Linked DNA regions of Homo sapiens: region 2 is linked to region 1. A link is a loop called in an ENCODE intact Hi-C map of the cell type or tissue named here. Cell type or tissue: PC-9. All regions are shown on one strand. Links, peaks and the distances in the headings refer to the core of each region. The heading gives the core; the rest is flanking DNA. Region 1 has its middle 50 kb from the start of CYP24A1. Region 2 has its middle 49 kb from the start of PFDN4.

What was found. A loop is a pair of places that touch in the nucleus more often than their neighbours do. Peaks named below come from ENCODE experiments on the same cell type or tissue, not always from the same donor. Only the 100,000 strongest peaks of a DNase experiment are listed, where the experiment ranks them.
Region 2: a loop joins it to region 1, with 7 times the contacts of the local background. A loop is called at or near these places in 1 of 110 quality-filtered maps.

What each region holds. Positions count from the first base shown.
Region 1 is chr20:54,121,004-54,126,391 of GRCh38, reverse strand. No RefSeq gene overlaps it. Among named protein-coding and RNA genes, the nearest start is that of CYP24A1, 50 kb to the left of the region's middle. RefSeq lists an enhancer at 2,033-2,838. In PC-9, for the core only: no CTCF peak of the experiment used is centred there; DNase peaks (open chromatin) are centred at 2,601, 3,961 and 4,581; H3K4me3 peaks cover 1,010 bases; H3K27ac peaks cover 4,845 bases.
Region 2 is chr20:54,254,663-54,260,050 of GRCh38, reverse strand. No RefSeq gene overlaps it. Among named protein-coding and RNA genes, the nearest start is that of PFDN4, 49 kb to the right of the region's middle. In PC-9, for the core only: no CTCF peak of the experiment used is centred there; a DNase peak (open chromatin) is centred at 2,780; H3K27ac peaks cover 2,580 bases.

The DNA.
Region 1 (5,388 bases), core at 296-5,295:
AAGAGGCGGAGGTTGTGGTGAGCCGAGATGGTGCCACTGCACTCCAGCCTGGGCAACAACAGCAAAACTCCATCTCAAAAAAATAATAATAATAAAATTAAATTAAATTAAATTAAAATTAAAATGAAATAAAACGTGACTTGTTTCCTCAAACTAAAGATGTGCAGATCACAGATTGTTAAATCTTAGCTTGACACATCTTACCAGCAATTTTTAAAAATTATACACACACACACACACACACACACACTCCTTTTCCTTGATCCAAATGTCCGCACTATTTATTAAGAAGAAAATAAAATTATTATAAATATATATATACATTCTAACTCCAAAAGCATGAAGAGTGTAATGCATGACAAATAATTAGAATCATCAAGTCCACATGGATCTCAACAGGATTATATGTTCAGAAAACTCGTAAATGCATGTGAAGGAAGTGTAATCATCCACTGAAGTAGGTACTTTCATTATCCCCCTTTTACAGATGAGGAAACCAAGACAGAGGCAGAAGTAACCTACCCAAAGATACACAGTAGGTAAGTGGCAGAGCTGGGGCTCAGACCCCAGCAGTCAGGCTCCGAAGCCACACGTGTAATGACTACATTATAATGCTTTACTCCAGACAAGTGGTAAATAAAAGGATTTATTGAGCACCTACTATGTGCCGTGCACTGTGCTTATTGTGGGGAGTGTAATATGGACAGAAAAGCAGACACAGTTCCTGCCTCAGGAGAATGCTGGTCTTCCAACATCACCCAACCAGGAGTCCTACAAGGAGCTGTCAGCGCCTTTAGAGGGGCTTTTGTTCCAATTAGAAATGAAAGTCTGCTCTTTTTCTTTGAGACAAGGTCTTGCTGTGTTGCCCAGGCTGGAGTGCAGCGGCACAATCACAGCTCACTGCAGCCTCGACCTCCTGGGCTCAAGGGAGCCTCCTGCCTCAGCCTCCTAAGGTAGCTGGGACTACAGGTGCACTCCACCATGCCCTGCTAATTTTTAAGTTTTGTGTAGAGATGGGGTCTCACTATGTTGCCCATGCTGGCCTTGAACTCCTGGGCTCAAGCGATCCTCCCACCTCAGCCTCGTCAAGTGCTGGGATTACAGGCAGGAGCTACCATGCTGGCTCTTTGCTTTTTAGGGCTGCTCATACAGAGACCCATGAATGGGATGCCCTCTTTTGAGGATGACATTTTAAAGAGCATCTCATTGGCCCAAATTTGCAAACGATTTGAAGCACATGCTCCTCGCAGTTCATAATTCCCCTTTCGGGATCTCAGGGCACACACAGGACCTCCTCTCCATTTCTCTTGCGGTGCTTAGAAAATGAAAGCTACATTCCTCCCTTCAACAGCCCCAAACAGTACACTATCCACTTAACCAGTTACAGGATGGAACCACCTCAATGTATCAAGTAAATAACCTCAAGTAGATAAACTCTGAAATCCTTTGGAGTGATTAGCCTTAGAAGAACGTCAGGAATAAATTCATTTATTGATGAGGCCATAAAAAGCATACACTCCATTAAAGGTTATTCATTTCTACAATCTTAGGGCTATTTAATTCAGGATCAGAATTTCACAGGGCCTACAAAAATGGTTAAGACCTGGCCTGGCGGGGTGGCTCACGCCTGTAATCCTAGCACTTTGGGAGGCCGAGGTGGGCGGATCACTTGAGGTCAGGAGTTCAAAACCAGCCTGGCCAACACGATGAAACTCCATCTCTAATAAAAATAAAATAAAAAAATTAGCCAAGCGGGCACCTGTAATACTAGCTACTTGGGAGACTGAGGCAGGAGAATCGCTTCAACCCGGGAGACAGAGGCTGCAGTGAGCCGAGATCGTGCCACTGCACTCCAGCCTGGGTGACAGAGCAAGACTCCGTTTCAAAAAAAAAAAATGGTTGAGACCGGAAAACAAAATATTTCTAACATGTGAAAAGGAAATATCAATATCACATATAATAGATGTTTAATAAAGTATCTGCAAAGCAGAAAACTATGTCCATAATCAACTGCATACATATACATATGTGTATATGTATGTGTGTGTGTGTGTGTAAATATGATTTTGTGTGGGATGTGGTTGAAATCAAATCTATTAGAGTATGCAGTAGAACATTCAGATATAAGAACAACATGAGTTTGAAGAAAAGAAATTTGTGAAGAATAGTCAGGAAGTCTAAAACTTAACTGTATGTTGCATTAGGCTTCCGAAGAGCAACCCAAAGCAATTATTTTATCTTTCCTGCTCTTGGAATTTTTAAATGTTTCTTTCAATTACTTGTCTGAAGTGAGTGGCCCATTTTGCAAGGTAGCGTTCCCTTGAATTCATGCCCCGGGTATTTACTGAGTGCCTACACTGTTGAATGACAGTCACATTCCTCGTCAAGGCTTACGTCTAATCAACATCTTCAAAGCCCTGCTTGGTCTGCTCTGGCACCAGGAAGCAGAGACAAAATCAACAGTGTCTCCTTACCTGACTGGCTTTGGCAAGAGGCAACATGACTTTGCATTCCCCAGGGAGGAATGTTGCCCTCGCCCAAGAGCGAATACAGCCGGGTGAACCTGCTCACCTCTCAGCGCCCTCCCTCTGGTCTGAGTGATTCAGAGGGAGACCTGCCACGTTAGTGCTCCTGACTGGGTTTGGTGAGCCTGAGAAACAGGCAGCTTGCCCTTTGATGTGTCTAGACACAGCGATGATTCAGAGATCCCTCTCCAGAGTGCCCGTGAGGAGTGCTGGAAATGTCAGGAGGAAGAAGCCTGCCTTCATGAGGTCCCTGTTGAGCAAAGCAGGCCCCAGGCTGGACATCAATCCTCTCTAGTCACTCCCTCTCTTCCCCTGAAGGAACCAGATGATGAATCACCCACTGGAAAGGTCCACTTCTTTCCTTCCTAATAAACAAAATACAACTTTCAAACCCCATTGAAAAAGGAACCAGGCCTAGTTCCCTCTAACAATACCTGTTTACCTATTGATTTTGCCATGGCTCAGAAAATATGTATGGTGTCCTTAGGAGGACTAAAGTGGTTTTCATATGTAACTCACATCCCCAGGTTCCTTTAGGTGTTTTCTAGAGTAGAGGACCTTAGCCTGGGGAGTAAGGGAGGCAGAGAAGGCCTGAGCATCTCTGAAAGGCCGTCAAAATGTGCATGAACGTTCGTCAGGACAGGGTTTTTAGCTGGGGATTCAAAGGTTAAGAATCTGCTAGCTCTCCAGACTAACTGAGCTCAAAGTCTTGAATTTGTACACAGGGCCAGGCAATGTTCTATACATTCATTTAATCCTCCTAAGCAAGTTACGAATTGACACTGCTATTTCCACATCCCCGTCTTACCAACTCCACATTAAGCTACCAATAACAGTGGCATAACCAGGAATCCGAACCAGGCATGCTGGCTGTAGCATTCATGCACCTAACCACCGTACTGCTTAAATAAAACACAGATAAAGTGACTTACTTATCTACATTTTAGTTGTACCTAGTCTGAGTGAGAAGTTGGGAAGAAAAAGTGACTTCGACCAAGAAGAAATGCAGAATTACCTGGGCTGTTTGTTGATCAATCCACTAGGACATTTGGCAAATTTTCCCGTGCTTACTATCTTGTGTTTTGGAGATGTGTATGCATGTGTGTGTAGGTGCGTGTGTGTGTATATGTGTGTGTATAATTTGTGACCCAAATTTTAATAGGTGAAAAATCAGTTAGATTTCTATCCTCAATTATTTTATTATAATTTAGTTTCCTATTCTAAATAATTTGAAACATGGTAACTATTTTAGTAATTTTGGGGAAGACAATGTCTGTTCAAGGACTTTTTTGATTAGCATTTTAAAGTAAACATGTTTGTTCACTAAATAGGGAAACCCACAGTCTGGGGAACTGACTTTGTCTTAAATGATGGTCTTCACCAGAAACTGAAGTTCATGAGTTTATGAGTCATCTCTGGCTCATTCTTCAAGTTTGCATTAAAAGTCAGGAGAAAAGGCTTATAATCAGGCTGGGTGTTTTGCTGCTGTTTTTCTTGTTGTTTTGCATTAAAGATGCTCAAAATGAATTGAGAAATAAAATCAGCCGTGCATAAATAATGGGCTTAGCCTCCTGGTCAGTGTCATGTGCAGAGGCAGAAATGGTTCCAGTGGCTGACTTAGTTAGGGGAAGGAGTAGTATTTGGGCATTAAAGATTTACCAAATTGTATTTTTGCAATTCTATTTTTGGGGTTCTGCTGAGCAAAAAAAAAAAAAAAAAAAAAAAAAGCCCTGCAGCTCATGAACCTGGACTCTGAACATCCTCTCTTTAGTTTACTATAAAAAGAAAACTCTTTAATAAAAAACAGTGAACAGAACTGGGATGAAAGTTTAAGGTTTTCTTTAGTCAACAGCTTTCCTGTGGTTCCTGAATTTCTGGCTGAACAAGCACAAATTGGTGAATAATGGAGGCAACCAAAGTAAAATATAGGAAACCGAAGTAAAATATTAAAATATTGTCTTTACTGAAGGTCCTTCTTCAGGATAAAGAGTTAAGAAAATGATCACACTAAGCATTCCTTACTTAGGTAAACATTGACAGGAAGTGAGGTGAGAACTACCTTGTCAGAAAATGTGTGGGATGCTGGAAGATTCTTTAATGCAAGTCACAGACTGGCAGGTTCCCAGCCAAATGTGGACCTCACATGGGCTTTTTTGGCTTGCATGATGTGTTTTAAACTTTTGAATTTGTTGACAACTTTTAAAAATTGAGGGAGTGCATTCTCAAAGTTGATATTTTTCTCTTGCCTTCAAAAGTTAGACCTGTTGCCAGTCGGGCGCAGTGGCTCATGCCTGTAATCCCAGCACTTAGGGAGGCCCAGGTGGGTGGATCACCTAAGGTCCGGAGTTTGAGACCAGCCTGGCCAACATGGTGAAACCCCGTCTCTACTAAAAATACAAAAATTAGCTGGGCGTGGTGGTGCGCACCTGTATTCTCAGCTACTTGGGAGGCTGAGGCAGAAGAATTGTTTGAACCTGGTAGATGGAGAGTGCAGTGAGCCAAGATCACACCAGTGTACTCCAGCATGGGCATCAGAGTGAGACTCCATCCCAAAAAAAAAAAAAAAAAGTTAGATCTGTCTATGGTGGGCCCACTTTCTGCTTAGCACAGCTGGCTACAGCTGAGTAACAAAGCCCCCTTGGACGGGCCAGACCCTTGGCTTGTTTGCCTGTTTCCACCATTCCGTAGAACCTCCCACCTGGTCTATCTCACTCATGCAAAGCCCTAGCTTTACCTCATACACATTTGGAATTTTCATATGTGCCATGGCTATGGACCAGTCATTTCTTCACTGCAGTTCTTATTTTATTTACTTTAAAAAAAAATGTTTTAACTTGAAAACTAAAGGTCTCTTTAGTTCTAT
Region 2 (5,388 bases), core at 103-5,102, 130 kb before region 1:
ATCTCACACTACATGTAAAGTATACTTCATCACCTGAAAGTACACTGTGATAAGTGAAAAATGTGAATTGTAAACTCTAAAATGACCACTAAAATAACAAAAAATATCATGGTCAATGAAACAATAAAGAAGACAAGTGAAAGTATATAAAATATACAATTAATCCAAAAGAAGGCAGGGAAAAAGCAAAAGGGAACAAGGAATAGATGGTACAATGGAAAGCAAATAGCAAGATAATAGATTTAACTTAATCACATCAATAATCACATTAAATGCAATCAGTCTAAATAGTCCAATTAAAAAGCAGATTGTTACATTAGATTTAAAAGTCAACACTCAAATATATGCCCCCTACAAGAAATGTACTTTAAACATAATGACACAAATACATTAAAAAGGATAGAAAAAAACATACCATGCTAACACAAGTGAAAAGAAAGTTGAAATAGCTAAATCAGAGTAAAGAATACTACTAAGAATAAAGAAGATCATTTCATTATGATAAAAGGGCCAGTTCATCTAAAGGACATAACAATTCTAAATATTTGTATACCCAATATCAGAGCTTCAAAATACATGAAGTAATAACTGATAAAAATTATCAGAAAATTGAAATCTACAATTAGTCAAAGATATCAATATCCTTCTCAATGATTGCTAGAACAAGTATATAGAAAATCAGTGAGAATACAGAAGATTTGAAGACAATCAACCAACTTGATCTAACTGATGTTTTTTTTAAAACACTGCATCCAACAACAACAGAGTACACATTGAAAACTTACCATGGTAGACATATTCTGAGCTACAAAACAAGGCTCAACAAATTTAAAAGGGTTTCATTCATACAAAACATTCTTTTCTGATCATAATGGAATTAAATTAGAAATCAAAATGATTTCTGGAAAATTCACAAATATTTGAAAATTTAATAACACCAAAGGAAAAAAAATCAAAATGGAAAGTAATATTTTGAACTGAATGAAAATGAAAACACAACAAAATGCATTTGTGGGATTTTGCTAAACCAATATTTAGAGGAAAATTTATAGTATTAAATGCCTATATATGTAAAGAAGAAAGGTCTATCTAAATCCATGATCATGACATGAATAGCTTTCAACATAATTATGCTAAATGAAATAAGCCTGGCAAAAATCATTACATACTATGAGTCATTTTATAAAATTTTATAAAATCCTGGAAAATGCAAAATGCTCTTTGGTGACAGAAAGCAGATCAGTGTTTCCTGGGACCTGTAAGAGGGTGAGAAGGGATGATAGGGAGGCGTTACAAAGGTGCATGAGGAAACTTTGGGGAGTGAAAAATAATTCCATTTTCTTGATTTTGGTGATTCATTCATAGGTGTATATACATGTAAAAACTTGGCAAATTTTATACTTTGCATATTTGTGTAGGGTTTTTTGTTTTAAAAATATACACTAGAAAAAATAATAAAATAATAATAAATGTTAAAAGTACATACTAGATATGAACCCAGGTTAACATAGGCGGGCCGCTGATATGTGAGGATGGAGGACCCAAGCAACAAAGTAAAATAAAAAGACTAAACTAAAGAAAGGCATGCATGACATGTTAGTATGCATGAATTTACATAAAATTATAAATGCGTAGGTGTTAATGAAGAAAAACATGTACTCATCTATTTTGTTTTGAAAGGGTCCAAATACACTTCTAAGCATCCCATAACCTCCTGAAGGACTGGTAACATAGTGATAAAACTGGCATAGCTTATGGAGTCCCTTTTATGGAGCAGACACTATGCTATATGCTTTGCATATGTATCCCCCCATTTTATTTCTACAGCAACTTTATGAGGTAGGTATGAATATTATCCCTATTTTCCAAGCGAAGGCATCTGCTAACCAGCCTAGATTTTTCTCAGTCACCGGCTTCCTACTTCATTCTACCACCTGTTCAATGCTTTCAGAGAACTATCTATGTTTATGAACGCTAATCCCTAAAGGATTGTATATGTGCCAGAATACAAAATTACCAACCATCCCACCCTCAAAGCAAAACTTTATTCTTAATGAAAAGATTTTAAAAGTAAGTAAAAAAGCATTTGGGCCAAATGGTATATATAAACTGTACAATTGAATGGTTCACTATGTTCATTTCTTATGTTAGCTATACATCCATTTAAAATCATACATAGAGAATAAAGTCAATTTGAAATATGATTCACTCTCTTACTGCATAAAATAACTATATTCAAGCTTCTCACATCAGAACCACATTTTGAGTGAACTGATACCCTGCCACTCAAATTGTCATCCCGAGACAATTCCCCAGGAGCTTATTAGAAAGGCAGCATCTCAGGCCCCAACCCAGATCCACCAAATCAAAACCTGCATCGTTACAAGATCCCCTGATGATTCCTGTGCACATTCATGTTTGAGAAGCACTGATTGAACACAGTGATTCACAGCAGATTGTTTTCATTTTTATTTAAATGAATGATGTTCCTCCAGGTAAGATCCTGCATCAAGTAGCCAATCATGTAACATTAGTAAAATTCTTTTTCCTTTATCTTGCAGGTAGATACTCCTGACCATCACAGAGATGCTTACAGCATCCACAAATTGCAATTGTGAACTCCTGCTGAGAATGACCAGGTCTGGGTTCAACGTCTTTGCCTCCTTTTCTACACATTGCATAAGGTTCCCCTCCAACACATCTCCCATTAGCATGGATTGCAAAAGCTTCAGGCAGCAGTGAGTCAACCATAGCTGCACCTGGGGAACAGAGAAAAAAAAATACCACTGCCCTGACCCCATTCCAAAAGGACTGAATCAGACTCTCTAATCAGGGGCTTGGCTAATAACCATAGTTAAGGGAAATAAAGTAATTCTGGTGCAACTTGACTTGAGAATCAGTTGTACTTCCATCTGGCTGCATAGTAGAATCATGTGGGGAACACGCCAATATCTAGGCCATACCCAAAAACAAAGCTATCAGATTCTCTGGGACTGAGGCTTCTGCAGTCATCATTTATAAATAAAACAAAAATCTTCAGATGATTCTAATCTGCAGCTAAAGTAAGCAACAAAGAGCTGTTCGTTGTGCAAAAAATAAAAATAAAATTAGAAAATATGTTTTCTGGAATATGAGAAACTTTGGAAAGACTTGGAAGTAAGAGGACTCCCTGAGGTGAGGGAAACACAAAAATTTGCCTGCTAGTTAGATATTTATGATAGATCACTGTATGTATCCAGAAAAATGTCTGGAATCAAAGTCAATCTTATGAACTCTCTCAGGGGAACCAAGGAAGTTTGGAGACTTTTTAATTTCTACCCTCCTTTTCTGTTGACAGTTGTAACCACAAGCATGATTGTCCTTTAATCATAAAAGGAAAAGAAAAGAAAGAAAGGTCACCTTGAGCCAGTGGGATGTGCTGGGTTTCCCTCCACCTGCCTGTCACCCGCAGCTTAATCTTCTTTGCCAACTCCAGAGCCTTGGCTGTTCCCACTAACAGCACCATGATTCTTATAATTCTTCCACCTCCTCCTCTCCTGCCTCTTAAAGCCCTGGCAATTAACCTCATGTCTCCATCCCTTAATTCCCATACAGATGTTGGCAATTGTCATATCTCCGGTGGAGCCCTGCAGTGTGGCCTCCAAGGTTCAGTCTTTCCACAAATAGTCTCTTATCAGCATATCAAGGTTGATCTGTTGAAATCTGGATCATCGTGCACCAGTGATGAATATTTCTAAGCATAATTCTTTTTCTGTTTTTATTAGAGACAGATCCTGTATTCATTTTCACTTAGCTTTTTGTCTGCGTTGTTGGCAGCCATTTTTTTTTTCACTTGGGAAATGATGCCAGTGGCAGAGGTTCCAAAGAGCACAACCTTCAGAGCACTCATTTCGTCCATACTTTGTGCATTTGCCCATTCATTCATTCGTTCATTTATACACCTTCATGGAGCATGTTCTCCAAGGCTGGCATTAGCTAAGTGCTTAGGCCACAAAGCTTAAAGACGCAATCTCTACCCTCAAACAGCTTACCAACTAGTGAAAAATTCAGACAACCAAATCCACAATTATACTAAAGGATGATTTACAATGAGAGAAGAAAATAGAAGCTAAGTGCCATCAATTACAGGCTGTGTGACCCTAGGAAATCTACTTAGCCTCTCCGTGCCTCAGGTTCCTTGCCAAGAAAATAGAACCATTAGAAGCAGATGCCATGAGGGTTGTAATGAGTACTAAATGAGTTATTATTTGTAAAGTGCTGTTAACTGTGTTTGGTACATGTGTTTGCTCAAGAAAGTAGATACAAAGCTGCCATAAACAGAATACAGAATAAAAATAAATCTGCATACATATTGTCAGTTAACTTTTGATAATGGTGCAAAGGTAATTTAATGAATAATGATTATGTTATTGAGCAGTCAATTCATACCTGGCGTGCAGAGAAGCCCCTATTATGGCACCAGCTTTTGAGACAAGAAAAAGCTTCACTGCAAGTTGACTGGCAAGGAGGTAGAGGCAACGCTGAAATTTGTCTCCCTGATCTGGAGGTGGGTCAAGCTCTATGACGTTCCTAACTAGTCCCAGGTGCTGCCAATGCAGCCAGCCTGCCTGGCTGGTGATACTAAGAGGTTAAAGCTGTTTTTCATTGGCATGTCTGGGCTATATGACTTGCAATTTTGGCCCTGTGCTATCCAAAACAACTTAAGCAATGGTTACTCGGTTTGAGCGGGCCCTGCAACTTACAATTGTCTTTTTAACAAATTCTGTTGGAACAGTCGGTCATCATATACAAAAATAAGAGACCTTGACTTATACCTCAAACTATGCACAAAACTCAACATGAATCATAGCTCTAAATGTAAAATCTAAAAAAAAACAAAACTGCTAAAAGGGAACTTAGGAGAAAAAAAATCTTTATGACCTGGTACTAGACAATTATTTCTTATGTAAAACACAAAAAGTACAAATTATAAAAGAAAAAATTGATAACTTGGACTTCATCAAAATTATAGGCTTCTGCTCTTTGAAAGAATGTTAAGAGAATGAAAAGACAAGCCACAGCTAGGAGAAAATATTTGCAAATTACAAATCTAATAATGGGCTTGTATCTAAAATATATCGAGAACTCTCAAAACTCACAGAAAACAGCCAAATTAAAACGTGAGCAAAAGATTTCAATAAGCGCATAACCACTGAAGATATATGGATGGCAAATAAGCACATTAAAAATGCTTGACATCATTAGTCATCAGGGAAATGAAAATGGCAATTTTTTTTTTTTTTTTGAGATAAGGTCTTGCTCTGTTGCTCAGGCTGGAGTGCAGTGGTACAGTCTTGGCTCATGGCAGTGTCCTCCTCCCAGGCTCAAATGATCCTCTCACCTCAGCCT